Regions from separate parts of the Homo sapiens genome. Here regions 2 and 3 are each linked to region 1. Evidence: chromatin contacts called from ENCODE Hi-C or POLR2A ChIA-PET data. All regions are on one chromosome and are shown on one strand. Each heading gives the region's core, a stretch centred on a gene start or an enhancer-like site at or near the end of the contact. The rest is flanking DNA. Distances are from core to core; before and after follow the strand shown. Region 1 holds the start of LPP (LIM domain containing preferred translocation partner in lipoma). Region 2 holds the start of RTP4 (receptor transporter protein 4). Region 3 overlaps LPP (LIM domain containing preferred translocation partner in lipoma).

Evidence for each region. Hi-C counts contacts between places; a loop is a spot of excess contacts on that map. ChIA-PET counts read pairs that join two places held with the same protein, here RNA polymerase II (POLR2A). Pooled maps may share reads with other maps.
Region 2: a map of naive thymus-derived CD4-positive, alpha-beta T cell shows a loop between it and region 1 (4-fold over the local background). The contact joins the promoter of RTP4 here to the promoter of LPP in region 1. A Hi-C loop is called at or near these places in 1 of 168 maps with a recorded cell type or tissue (naive thymus-derived CD4-positive, alpha-beta T cell) and 5 of 50 pooled maps. POLR2A ChIA-PET finds 5 or more read pairs at or near these places in 1 of 52 experiments (PC-9).
Region 3: a map of mammary epithelial cell shows a loop between it and region 1 (3-fold over the local background). The contact joins the enhancer-like site here to the promoter of LPP in region 1. A Hi-C loop is called at or near these places in 1 of 168 maps with a recorded cell type or tissue (mammary epithelial cell). POLR2A ChIA-PET finds 5 or more read pairs at or near these places in 2 of 52 experiments (MCF 10A and activated CD4-positive, alpha-beta T cell).

The regions. Positions count from the first base shown.
Region 1 is chr3:188,152,135-188,156,226 of GRCh38, reverse strand. LPP (LIM domain containing preferred translocation partner in lipoma) reads right to left here and starts at 2,070. Exons shown (of 12, transcript NM_001375462.1): 1 at 1,975-2,070. It overlaps LPP-AS2 (LPP antisense RNA 2), which reads left to right and starts at 2,139. Exons shown (of 1, transcript NR_036497.1): 1 at 2,139-4,092. RefSeq lists enhancers at 1-835, 2,635-3,535 and a silencer at 1,863-2,202.
Region 2 is chr3:187,366,651-187,370,742 of GRCh38, reverse strand. It overlaps RTP4 (receptor transporter protein 4), which reads right to left and starts at 2,358. Exons shown (of 2, transcript NM_022147.3): 1 at 2,147-2,358. The coding sequence starts at 2,301. RefSeq lists an enhancer at 2,148-2,497.
Region 3 is chr3:188,830,437-188,834,528 of GRCh38, reverse strand. The region is part of intron 9 of LPP (LIM domain containing preferred translocation partner in lipoma); the gene reads right to left. Among named protein-coding and RNA genes, the nearest start is that of TPRG1-AS1, 120 kb to the left of the region's middle. Within about 2 kb of position 1,727, at least 3 of the 41 ENCODE cell types and tissues checked have a DNase peak (open chromatin) inside an H3K27ac peak, as active enhancers do.

The DNA.
Region 1 (4,092 bases), core at 821-3,320:
CATGCTGCTTACAGAGAGCCTGCCTCTGGGGGGACTGCCAGACCCTAAGGCCCCAGGCTTTTACCCCTACCATTCAGAATAGGTAATCCCCTCTGGAGCCTACATTCTAGACTATAAAGTTTTGGGTGTTGGGGTTGGGGCCTGCATTGTAGAAATTAAATGCAAAAATGCACACTCTCCTTTGTTTGTTGTTGTTGTTTTTTGTTTTTTTTGAGAGGCAGTCTCCCTCTGTCGCCCAGGCTAGAGTGCAGTGGTGTGATCTCAACTCACTGCAACCTCTGCCTCCCGGGTTCAAGCGATTCTCCTGCCTCAGCCTCCCGAGTAGCTGGGACTACAGTTCCCCGCCACCACACCCAGCTAATTTTTTGTATTTTTAGTAGAGACAGGGTTTTGCCATGTTGCCCAGGCTGGTTTCTAACTCCTGAGCTCAGGCAATCCGCCCGCCTTGGCCTCCCAAAGTGCTGGGATTACAGGCGTGAGCCACCGTGCCTGGCCCACACACTTTTTCCTTTAACTGCCCCCTGGTGCTGGCAGGAACTGTGCAAGCAGAAAAACTGGTGACGAAGTGGAGAAAACCATATTGGATGTCCTAACCCCCCACTGTCCACCATTATTGACCATAGGCTCTAGGTCTAGCACCCACCTTCGTGGACCTTTACCTATTCTTCTATCTATAAGAGTTGAGGAAGGGGGAGGATGGGAGAGGGAGCTAGATGCTTTGTAAAGGTGCCTAGCCACACTTTCCCCTTCTTCACTTTAGGCTTTCTTAAAATGCACATGTGCAGGGAAAGGTAAGCCATTAAGTCATCAACACCTTAGTGAGAGTGAATTTTACAGGAAAGGCAAGAGATTTAGTAAAAGGGGAAGGAATGGAAAGAGAAAGGGGACTGGAAACACAGTTAAGTGAGTTTGGTACTAGCAAAAGCCCCAGAGAAGACCCTGAGTTCTCGCTAGTTGTTTTGTGTTGGGGGAGGGAAAGCAGTGGATCCCTTCTAAGGGAAGGGAAGCCAGAGAGATTTTTCAGTTCTCCTACGACTCCGAGGTTCCAAAGACTCTGCCCTGTCCAAGCACCCAGGCACAATTCCACTGATTAGCTCATCTCATATCACAACCTCCCCCATCCCCAACCCCTTGCCTCCAACTAAAGAATATTTATACTTTCATCTCCATTTCCCACACTACTTAGTCTTCTCTGGCCCACGGTTCCCTCGAAGAGATGTCTTCCTCCAAGCCGCTAGCTGGCTTCAGGAAACTCCTCAACCTCCAAAAACCCCATTCAGTGCAGGACTCTCCAAAAGGCCGTCCCAGGGACCAGAAAATCAAACCCCCTCCCTGGAACTTCCTTTAACTTTGTCCACGCCTTTGCTCCAGCACTTAGCATTTTCTACCCTAGGCCAGGTTTGACTCCCAGGTTCAACTGAGTTCCTTGAGGGCAACGTCCAATACACCCAGCACAGGGTCTGCCACACACAGGGTGCTAGAGAAATGCTTAGAGAAAGGGAACTTAAGTCCGGAGCCAACTATTTGAATTATGGTCTGGCCTCTAGTAAATAACTTCCGGGCGACCCTCCTTCTCTCTGGGCCTCAGCTGCCCCAACTGTAAAATGGGAGGACTTGGAGGACTGGGTCTAGGCCCTTTCCGCTGTGACAACTGTGATTCCGCGAAAGCTCTAAGCGGATGGGCGTGGCCCCGCCCCCTGGGCGCCCAGAAAAGTCCGGGCAGGGGGCGCGCAAGGCTCCAACCCCGCCTAGCCTGGGGTCGACGCTTTTGGAAAAACTCTGGGTCCCCCTCCCCCATGGCGTGCACCCCGTGATTGGGCCGCGGCCGGCACTTCCGCACAGCGGGCCAGGCCAGAGCAGGGCGCGCGCCCTGCGCTCTTGCCACCCCGGAGGCGCTCGCGCCGGGGGAGGGCTGGGGGTTCCCGAGGCGCCCGCGGGTGGAGGGTGAGGGGAAGGAAGGATTTGCAACAATACCTCAGGGAGGAGGCAGCCGGGGCAGCGGCGGTGGTGGTGGCGGCGGCGGCGGCGGCGGCGGCGGCTGGAGGCGGAGGCAGAGGCAGAGGAGGAGGTGCCCGGGCACTCCCCCTCCCATTGTCCCCAGCCCCGGACAGGCCCGGCCCCGCGCCCCACACTGGCCTCCTCGAGCGCGCCGCCCGCGCCCAGCGCCCCACGCCCCGCGCCCCGGGCCGTGCAGCCAGCCCTTACCTTGCAGCGCCCGGCTGTCTCCCGATCGCTAAAGCTACTTATCCCGGGAAAGCTCGCGCGGGACCCGGGAACGAACCCACAGACAAAAAGTGAAACTTCGGCAGGGCTGGAGCGGCTGCTGGTTGGTGCCTTTCCCCCTCCTTCCTCCCCACCGTCCCCACCCCCTCCCCTTGGTCTCCCGTGCGGTGCCCTGAGCGCTGGAGGCTGACGTCAGGGGCCTGAATTCCTGACTTTGCCTGCACGCATTTGTCCATGTAAGGTATGGGAAGGCGTGTGCCCGCGAAGCCGCCGCGCAGAGCTCGCCTGGCGGGGGAGGGGAAACCCGCAGCCGGCAGTGGCTTTGCCAAAAGGTGGGCGCACTGAGGGCATTGCATTTCCTGGGAGGAAGAGGAGGAGACGCGGGAATGCAGGGAGCTTGCAAAGGAGGAAGAGAAAGAGGGAGATGTGGAGACTTTGCCCCTGCTAGAGGAAGAGGAAGGAGACGTAGGAGGAAGCGGCCGCGTCAGGGGGCTCCTGGAAAATGGAAAAGCCTGCGTCTACTATTAAGGCGTCAAATTAGGGCACTGAGCTTGAGTGGAAGAGATCCAGCCATGAAATCCCCTTCCAAGATTTTCCTCGTGAGCCCCGCCCTGGATTCCCAGCAAGACTCAAAACTTACAAGGTGTCAGAGCTGGCAAAGACCAACTTCCAACCCGTCCGCTTGGCACGTGAGGAAACTGAAGCTCTCGGAAGAGAAATGACTTGTACAGGGTCGTCACTCAGCAGATCGAGGAGCGGGCCCAGGCGCTCTGCCTCCCACTTGGGTTCCCGCCTCCAGGAAGGGCCCTGGCTCCCTTTTAGCCCTGAGCCTTGAAGCAGGTTAGATGCCCGCGAGCTGTGCGGACCACCCAGTGATTTCTACTGCTCTTGGCCCAGAGCCAGTTCCTGGAAGGTCCTGGTTGACAGCGAGCCCTGAATATCAATGACAATCAGTTGCTTCAGGGCAACTTCCTCTGTCCTGTGCTCAAATAAATGAATCCCTGGAGTTTAACGTTTACTTCTGAGCCCCGCCCAGAAAGCTTGCTCTGTGCTTATAGCTTCAAAAAAGTCTGCGAACGAGATGAACTGGTTTGAATACAGACAAGCCTGTCATTGGAAGTTTTGAGTTGGATTTTTCTTTCCCCTCTGACATCTGTAAGGGTGAACGACGATGAGAACCACCACTTAACTGTGTTAGGGGATTATGACGCGCAGCAGCCATGGCCAGGAAAGCATTCCATACCCTGAGACTTCCTTTCCTTGCACTTCTCTCCTATTAATATCTAAAGTAATCCCTCACGTTAGCACATAATGAAAGCAGTCTCTCACCCGGCTATTGCATCTTCAGGTGAGTTAGATAGGACAGAGCGTAGTCCCCCCTTTACACCTCAGACAAAAACTTAAGAAACGTTACTCGCCCAACACAAAACAACTGACTGACCAAGCACCTGTCTTCCCCTCCTCCCATCCAGGTCTCCTGACTAATCCCTTCATCTTTCCATACCTGGCCCTGACCTCTAGCAGGACCTAATTCCATTCATAACTGTTGAGAGTACACCATGAGCTACTGATTCATAAAAACTCCAAAAAGTGGTTCTTCTGAGGATGGACTTTAGTGGGATTCTTTTGACCAGGAATTAAGGAAATAATGTAAAAACACATGTTATTGGATTTATTAAGCACCTTCCTTGTGCTTAATAAGTGTTTGAATTCAGACATTTCAGGGGTAAGACTACTTAACCTCTGTGTTCCTCTCAACTATCTAATGTACACATACAAAAATATGAACATGGCTGGGCGCGGTGGCTTACACCTGTAATTCCAGCACTTTGGGACGCCGAGGCGGGCAAATCACCTGAGGTCAGGAGC
Region 2 (4,092 bases), core at 1,109-3,608, 790 kb after region 1:
AACCTGAGGGAAAATGGTCTTGGCCCCTGTCACTAACATCCTTTTCCATTTGAAAAAATGCATGTGATTTAGATTGTCCCAGTCATTGATAAACAGGAACAAGAAGGACTATGTTTCAGATAAGGCTTTTTCCTGTGACCTACTGAGTATCCACCCATATGTTACACCCAAGTCTACCTCTTTGCTAGTAAAACATCTCCAGATGCCTCTGAGGGAAAATCATGTCTGCCATCTTCCAGAGAAACTTATTCCTAATTTTGGTCATAGAAAGCTTTGGTAAAGTATCTATTTTGATGCATACAATATAATTGGTCTTTATAATTTTATCCCATTTCATCTGTGAAGTAAGCACTATTAAACCCAATATCCAGATAAGGAAACTGAATCATGAAAAGGATACGCAACCTGCTTAAGGACACACAGGGTAAATGTTAGAGGCATGCTGCTAATCTCAGGCCATCTGAAATTCAACTCATTTACCTGCTGTAACACGTTGCCTCTGGTGAGTAGTGTAGCTAATCTCTCACACCTGGAGAAACAGACTGCATCCCTCATACCTGGGTTGAAGATCCAGTTTACATCAGGAAGACCTTGGGCAAAGCCCTTCCCTTCTATAACCCTCATTGTTTGAATCCATAAAAAAAAAATTCAAGGGTTATATTGGCAGCATCAAAAGAGACGATGTATGTGAAAACACTTTGTAAACTACAAAATGCTTTTCAAAAGCTGATTGATATTTTCCAAAAGTACACTGGTAGGTTGCTTTTCCGATCTCGAAATGACAATCAAATCAAATCATCCCAACAGGAGAAACACCTTCTTTCTGTTTGGAGGAGTGCCAAAACGTTGTAAGACATCATGAGTCCCTCAAAAAGCTCTGGCTGGTGTGGACAGAAATATTTACACATTTCCCTGGATTAGAAAGCAGAGCAACATGACTGCTATACGGGCTCTGACAAGTGACTTGAGAACTGTTCTGGAGACGTTTAGGAGGCTTTATTTAAACAACAGATTCTGCAGCTAAAAATAAGCATATACTGTATTTGATACAATATATAATAATACATATATTATTTATAAATTTATTATTCTGAAATACATAGTACATATGTATATATAATTATATATCATTTATGTATACATATACATATATATTTTATCTTATCCCATTATCTTATGGGAATGTATACGAAGGAATACTTACTCTGCCTAGGAGAACCAGAGAATGCTTTTAGGAGGAGGAGGCACTAGAGTGGGCCTTGAAGGATGAGCAGGGAGGGGTGAGGGGAGGGTCTGCTGAACAAGCAGAACTCCATGAACAAGAGTGTGGAAGTCTGAAGATGCATGGCATAGCTAATAGTCCATAAGGAATGGAGTAGGCCATACCTGAGGCAGGATGGGGCAGGCAGGCAAGCTGAGTAATAGGTCAGATGAAAACTATACCGAAGGTCCTGTGTGTCATTTAAAAATAAATTTGATTATCCAGGTCAGCAATTCTCACCCTCCTAACATGGTCAAGGAAACTGGTTCCTGCAACCTGGAGGCTTGCTGGGGGTTAAAGAGGGAAGTGGTGAGTAAGGGAGGAGTATTACTTGGTGACTCCATGAACTGGGTTTTAGATTTAGTTTTTGCAACATCATTCTATACTATTATCCCCAGGCCTTCAGTAAAGCAATGTTCAGAGTAACTGCTTGATCTTAGCCAATTCTTAAGATATTTAAAAAAAAAAAAAAGGCTCCGTCCCAGGCTTGTACTGAACAGTGCCAAGGCTTGGAGAGCTGGTGCAGCTGGGGGAAGCTGGTCAGGACTGCTGGGGAGACTGCAAAAGACTCTAGAGGTAGTCTGGAACAAATGACGTGGTGAGAAACTAGAAGGGAAAATTTATGGAATAGGGAGCCTTCTCCAGGGTTTTCCAGAAATATTTACGGAGGGAAACCTAGTAAAAGAAGAAACTTCCAGCAGTTAAACAAAATGGAGGTTTGGAGTCGTCTTATCATGTCGACCCTAAAGAGTACTATGACCACAATAGGATGGAGGCCCTGGTGACATTTACTCCTTCAACAAGCTCTCAGAGGAATAAATCATGCTAAGCTGAGCCTGAGCCTCTCTTCTCAGAAGAGCTATTGCCTGGGAAACCCACACTCACCAGCCAAATGCTCTCTGTTGGTATTGCTTCCACCCTTGAGCCAGGCAGTCTAGCTGAAGGTTGCCATCCAACTTCAGCGTCCATGTGGCCCGGGGTTTTGCCTCTTGGATTAGTTCTTGAAATGTCTGCTCCCAAGTCCAGAAATCTACAACCATTTTTTCCCTCTGAAGCTGAGAGAGTAGCTTTCAGGTTTGCTCGTTTCTCAGGAAGAGACAAACAGTTTCAGTTTCGGTGTTCGGTTCAGTTTCTGTTTCTGTGTATGGACATGAGCTGTTTTTTTCAACCTTCATTTTAGACTGTCTGAGTACACAGAACAAGTCTTTGTTCTGAAAACAGACAGCAGCAAAACTGTGTTAGTTAATAGGCCTTGCTGAGAGAGAGATAAAGAGCTCTGTTCTAGATTCTGGGGTCACATATAAATTCGCTTTTATTTTCTCTCTCTCATTTTTTATAATAGGCAAAGTGAGAGGTGACAGCATGCTGGTAGCCCTCGCAGCCCTCGCTCGCTCTCGGAGCCTCCTCGGCCTCGGTGCCCACTCTGGCCGCGCTGGAGGAGCCCTTCAGCCAGCCACTGCACTGTGGGAGCCCCTTCCTGGGTAGGCCAAAGCCAGAACCGGCTCCCTCAGCCTGCTGGGAGATGTGGAGGGAGAGGCACGGGCAGGAACCGGGGCTGCATGCAGGGCTTGCAGGCCAGCTAGAGTTCTGGGTGGGCGTGGGCTTGGCGGGCCCTGCACTCGGAGCGGCCGGCAGGCCCCCAGCCCTGGGCAGTGAAGTGCTTAGCACCTGGGCCAGCAGCTGCGGAGGGTGCGCCAGGTCCCCCAGCAGTGCCGGCCCACCGGCACTGAGCTCGATTTCTCGCTGGGCCTTAGCTGCCTCTCTGTGGGGCAGGGCTCGGGACCTGCAGCCCGCCATGCCTGAGTCTCCCCACCCTGGGCTCCTGCATGGCCCAAGCCTCCCCGACGAGTGCCACCCCCTGCTCCATGGTGCCTGGTCCCATCGACCGCCCAAGGGCAGAGAAGTGCGGGCACACACGCAGGACTGGCAGGCAGCTCCACCTGCTGCCCCCGGGGCGGGATCCACTGGGTGAAGCCAGCTGGGCTCCTGAGTCTAGTGGGGACTTGGAGAACCTTTATGTCTAGCTAAGGGATTGTGAATACACCAATGGGCACTCTGTATCTAGCTCAAGGTTTGTAAATGCACCAATCAGCACCCTGTGTCTAGCTCAGGGTTTGTGGATGCACCAATCAGCACCCTGTCAAAACGGACCAATCAGCTCTCTGTAAAACAGACCAATTGGCTCTCTGTAAAATGGACCAATCTGCAGGATGTGGGTGGGGCCAGATAAGAGAATAAAAGCAGGCTGCCCCAGCCAGCACTGACAACCGGCTCGGGTCCCCTTCCACGTGGTGGAAGATTTGTTCTTTTGGTTTTTGCAATGAATCTTGCTGCTGCGCAGTGTTTGGGTCTGCTCTGCCTTTATCAGCTGTTAACACTCACCCGGAAGGTCTGCAGCTTCACTCTTGAGCCAGCAAGACAATAAACCCACCAGAAGGAAGAAACTCAGAACACATCCGAACATCAGAAGGAACAAACTCTGGGCACTGTGCCTTTATGAGCTGTAACACTCACCATGAGGGTCGGTGGCTTCATTTTTGAAGTCAGTGAGACCAAGAACCCACCAATTCCGGACACAAAAGCACTGTTTTTGGCACTGGGAAAAGAGTATCCTGTAGCTAAGAAACAATTCCTGCCCCCACAGATGCTCACACCCAGGTGGAGACAGGGAGGTTAGGAGCAGCGTAGGGGAGCACGTGTTTAATGCTCATCTCCTACACCCCATGTATCCTCACCAGTCCCGCGAAGGATTATTCTTGGAGTTTTGCAGGTTAACTGCACAGAAAGCTGGGGTACTTTGTCCAAATCCCCTCAGTTAACGAGCAGTGGAA
Region 3 (4,092 bases), core at 478-2,977, 680 kb before region 1:
GATGAGAAAGCAGGCAACTTCCTTGGTGGGGAAGGCTGGTAGCACCACATCTGAACCACTGCAATAGTCACCCAATGGAACGTCAAGGAACCAGGCTCAGAGAGTTCACACTAGCATCAAATTAGCACTGGACCTCAGGCCTAGATTGGAAAACCAAAACCAAGATCAAACAAAACACACCAAAAAAAAAAAAAAAAAAAAAAACACCCAAAAAGAAACAAAAAAATCCTAAAATGGTAAATAATAAGTTTGATGAAAACAAAGATACAAATTGCAGCACCAATAGCACATTTCTATATGTTCCCGCCACTTGATATCAAAGCAGCATGTATTATCATGCTGGCAGGAGAATAGAGTGTGCACAGACAAAGGAAAACATTCAGACCAAAGGGGAAGAAAACTTTGTAGGACCAAGTATCAAAGGCTATAGAGTTGGCTGGCTGACTGAAAATTTCCTAATCTAAGTTTTTAAAAGGAAACTTTTGTGGAAGATTTTGGTTTTAATAATGGGATCTTGGTCTTGTTCTTCCCGAAGCAGGCAAAATAAACTTACAATAAAATGGGGATGCTTTAATAGTAATGTGAACAGTGTAATATAAACAGATATATAAAATACACCCTGAAAAATACATATATGAAAACTTATTTCTTTCTTCCAAATGAGGAGAATCAAAACATATAAATAGTTTACGTTAAAAGAATGAACAGTCCTTGCTGGGACATCCTTGAATGGATAGATTCAACATCCTCATAATTGCTCAGGCTCTTGGGGATTAATTTAATTCTTGGTGGTTCGTGGTTGTAGGGAAACTCTAAAGAAAATAAATGAATTTGAGGCTGACTGAGAGTGCAAAGTGGCTGGATTTGTAAGTGAAGACATTTTGCTTAGTGAAATCTTTCGTCAGATACACTGCCAAGGCTCTAACAGCCCTTCAAGAAGAGAGAAGCATGTCCAAACCAGTTTTGCCTGCAGACAGAGGGATGCTAATTGCTTTACTCAGATTCTCTTAAACCTTCTTGCATGCAGAAGCATCAAAATAGCCAAGCTGTATACACCGCCTCTAGGATCCAACGCTCCACCTGCAGAAAGGAATTCAAGTTTCAACTCTGTCTCACTGGCATAGGTTTGCTTTGGTGCCTAATTAGCAACTAAGTTTGATGACAACATAACTGGCTCTAGGGGATTCTTGTTCCTACCAAACAAAACAAAAAACAAATTCCTGAAGCAAGACCTGAAATGTACCATGGGGAATTCAGAATCAGTGATGCAATTCCAAACTGGGGCTGGTCTCCTCTTTATCTCTGCATCAGCAGTTTCCCTGGAGAGCCTGTCTCCCTCAGTGTGGACCAGCTTTGACAAATATTTACTGACAAATGACTATTATTTTAATAATAATCATCATTTGCAATCATTTGCTGACTTACAGCCAACAAACACTGTCATAGATGCTGTCTTACTTGATCGTCACAACTCTGTGAAGCAAGCATGCAGAGCAGGGCTCATTAAGTTATTTAACTGGGTGAAAGTTTGCACTGATGCCAAGTGGTAAAGCTGGGAGCAAACGATCCAGTGTTATCGACTTGCCAGATACATTTTCCTCCAGTCCTTTTGTCATGAAGGAGGCAGACTTGCAACTGTTAGAATGGCACTGGGATGGTTCAGGACCAAGAAAACCAGGAACCCCTCACCAGCCTACCTTGAAATCCCTGGCATGTCCTAGGCTCCCGCTGAAGACCACAGCTGAACTTGACAACATGCAAGCCTCTGTAATACACACATGGTTGCCCTGTGAAATGGAAGTTCCTTGCCACTGAAGATGGTGAAGCAGAACCCTGATAACCACCTACTTGGAAAACTATAAAGGGGACTCTTTTATTGGGTGGGAGGCTTTTCTAAATAGCAGCTGTCTAGAAAACAGTAAAGGGTATTATTGTATTAGGTTTTGATTGTTGGCTAACAATCTCAGTGGCATAAAACAACAAACATTTACTATCTCACAGTTTCTGAGGGCCCAGGCATGACTCTGGCTGGGTCCTCCACTCGGAGTCTTACAGGCTGCAATCAAAGTGTCAGCTGAGTAGCATTCTCATCTGGAGGGTTGGCTGTGGAAGAATCTTTTCCAGGCACATTCAGATTATTGGCGGAATTCATTTCCTTGTGGGTATGTGAGTCAGGATCCTAGCTTTTTGTTGGCTGTCTGCTGGAAGCTGTCCTTAGCTCCTAAAGGTTGCTCACAGCTCCTTGCCTCATGAGCTTCTCTCATATGGTCACTTATTTCCTCAAGCTGTCAAGGAGAGTCTCTCTATCTGCTGAGATGGACTCGTATATCACAACATGTAATCATGGTAAGTTACACCCCAACACCTTTGCCTTCTTCTATTGATTAGAAGCAAGTTACAGATTCACCTGCACTCAAGGAGAGGTATTACACAGAGATGTAAACACCAGGAGGCAGGGGTCATTGGAAGTCACCCTAGAGCCTGTCCTCCACAAGTATCTATGTAGAAAATTTAAGGTCCTATCCAACTTGCTCTTCCAATATCCCAGAATAAATACTACACCTTCCCACCTACTGAAGTCTCATTAAAATCTATGGGACACATATATAGCACATCTTTATGAGATCCTCTGTTAATTGTTCTGAGGGAAGGAGGTGGTATAGCATACTCAGAAAATGGAGGGCTTAGCCCATATGGCAACAGTCATCTTTATGATACATGTTAAGGTACATGTAGGGAGAGAGAGCTGATTGAAAGTCAGAAAACTTGGGTTCTCATCCAGTTCTCCTATAGACTCACTGTGTGATCCTGCACAAGTTATGTCTAAAATATTATAATTTCAAAATTAAGGTAAAGGAAAATCCAAGAGTACTGAGAGATCTCTTTAACCTGGGTGTCCACTCAATCTATGCAGTGTACATGGAACACCGGAAAGAGCCTGGGTGGCCAGGCCTGCAGGGTTATCTCCTTGTCCTCCAGGCTCCCTGCCTTGAAAGTGTATCCTTGTTATATGCTACAGAGGGGGAAGCACCCAGCTAGAGACCAAAAATGTCACTTTAAATTGAGGCAAGTGGGACTGGGCTGAGACCTGGTTGGCTCAGACCAAAAAGGATCAGGACTTTCTAGCAGCTGTTGGGGCAACTACTCCTAGGAGACTCCTCTCTCTCCTAACTGCTGGGACTGAACCCTTTGAGCCCCAGTGCTTGATTTTGCTCTCCAGATAAATGTCTAGGTATGACCACGCTGCTCTCAGTCTTTGCACTCTTGCTGGCTTCACACTTATAGTGGTGTCATCATGTCTTTGGGGATGAACTGCTCAGTTCCTCCTTCTCCATCTTTGCCAACTCCAGTGATTTGGACCAGAATACATTAAAATATGGAACTCTTACCAGGCGCCATCTCCTGGTAGACCATGGCAAACATAGCAGAATGATAGAGAAATCTTGGCATCCCCCCACAGATTAGCTTTATAATTCAGCCTACAGATCTTTGCTACAAATATTACTCAATTTAATAATCCAGAAGTCTATTGAGCACCTGTTGTAATATACACAATACTACAGGATTGAGATTTCACAAAAACTCTATGCAATTTCAATATTTCCAAGTCTCAAAGGACAGTTAATTTGTGAAGCAACAGTCAGCTGGACTCAACAACAATCCAGGGTAAGCACACAATGTAAATGAATTTCTGCAGTGTCCAATAAACTCGGCCCATAATGCTGAGCTTCTTACTATGTAATAGGAAAAATTGACATGTCAGCTCTGAGCATCACTGAATTTTATAGGTAGATGTGGAGACCTCTTGGATTTTCTCAGTGTATAGAAAGTTGTCCCAAAACATAACCTTCTTCCCTATTTCCTAAGTGTGTTTGTTCGTTCGTTGGGGGTGGGTGTGGGGAAGCATTTTTTTTTTTGTTTTTTGAGACGGAGTTTCACTCTGTTGCCCAGGCTGGAGTGCAGTGGTGCAATCTTGGCTCACTGCAACCTCTGCCTCCCAGGTTCAAGCGATTCTCCTGCCTCAGCCTCCGAGTAACTGGGACTACAGTCACGTGCCACCACACCTGGCTAATTTTTTGTACTTTTTTAGTA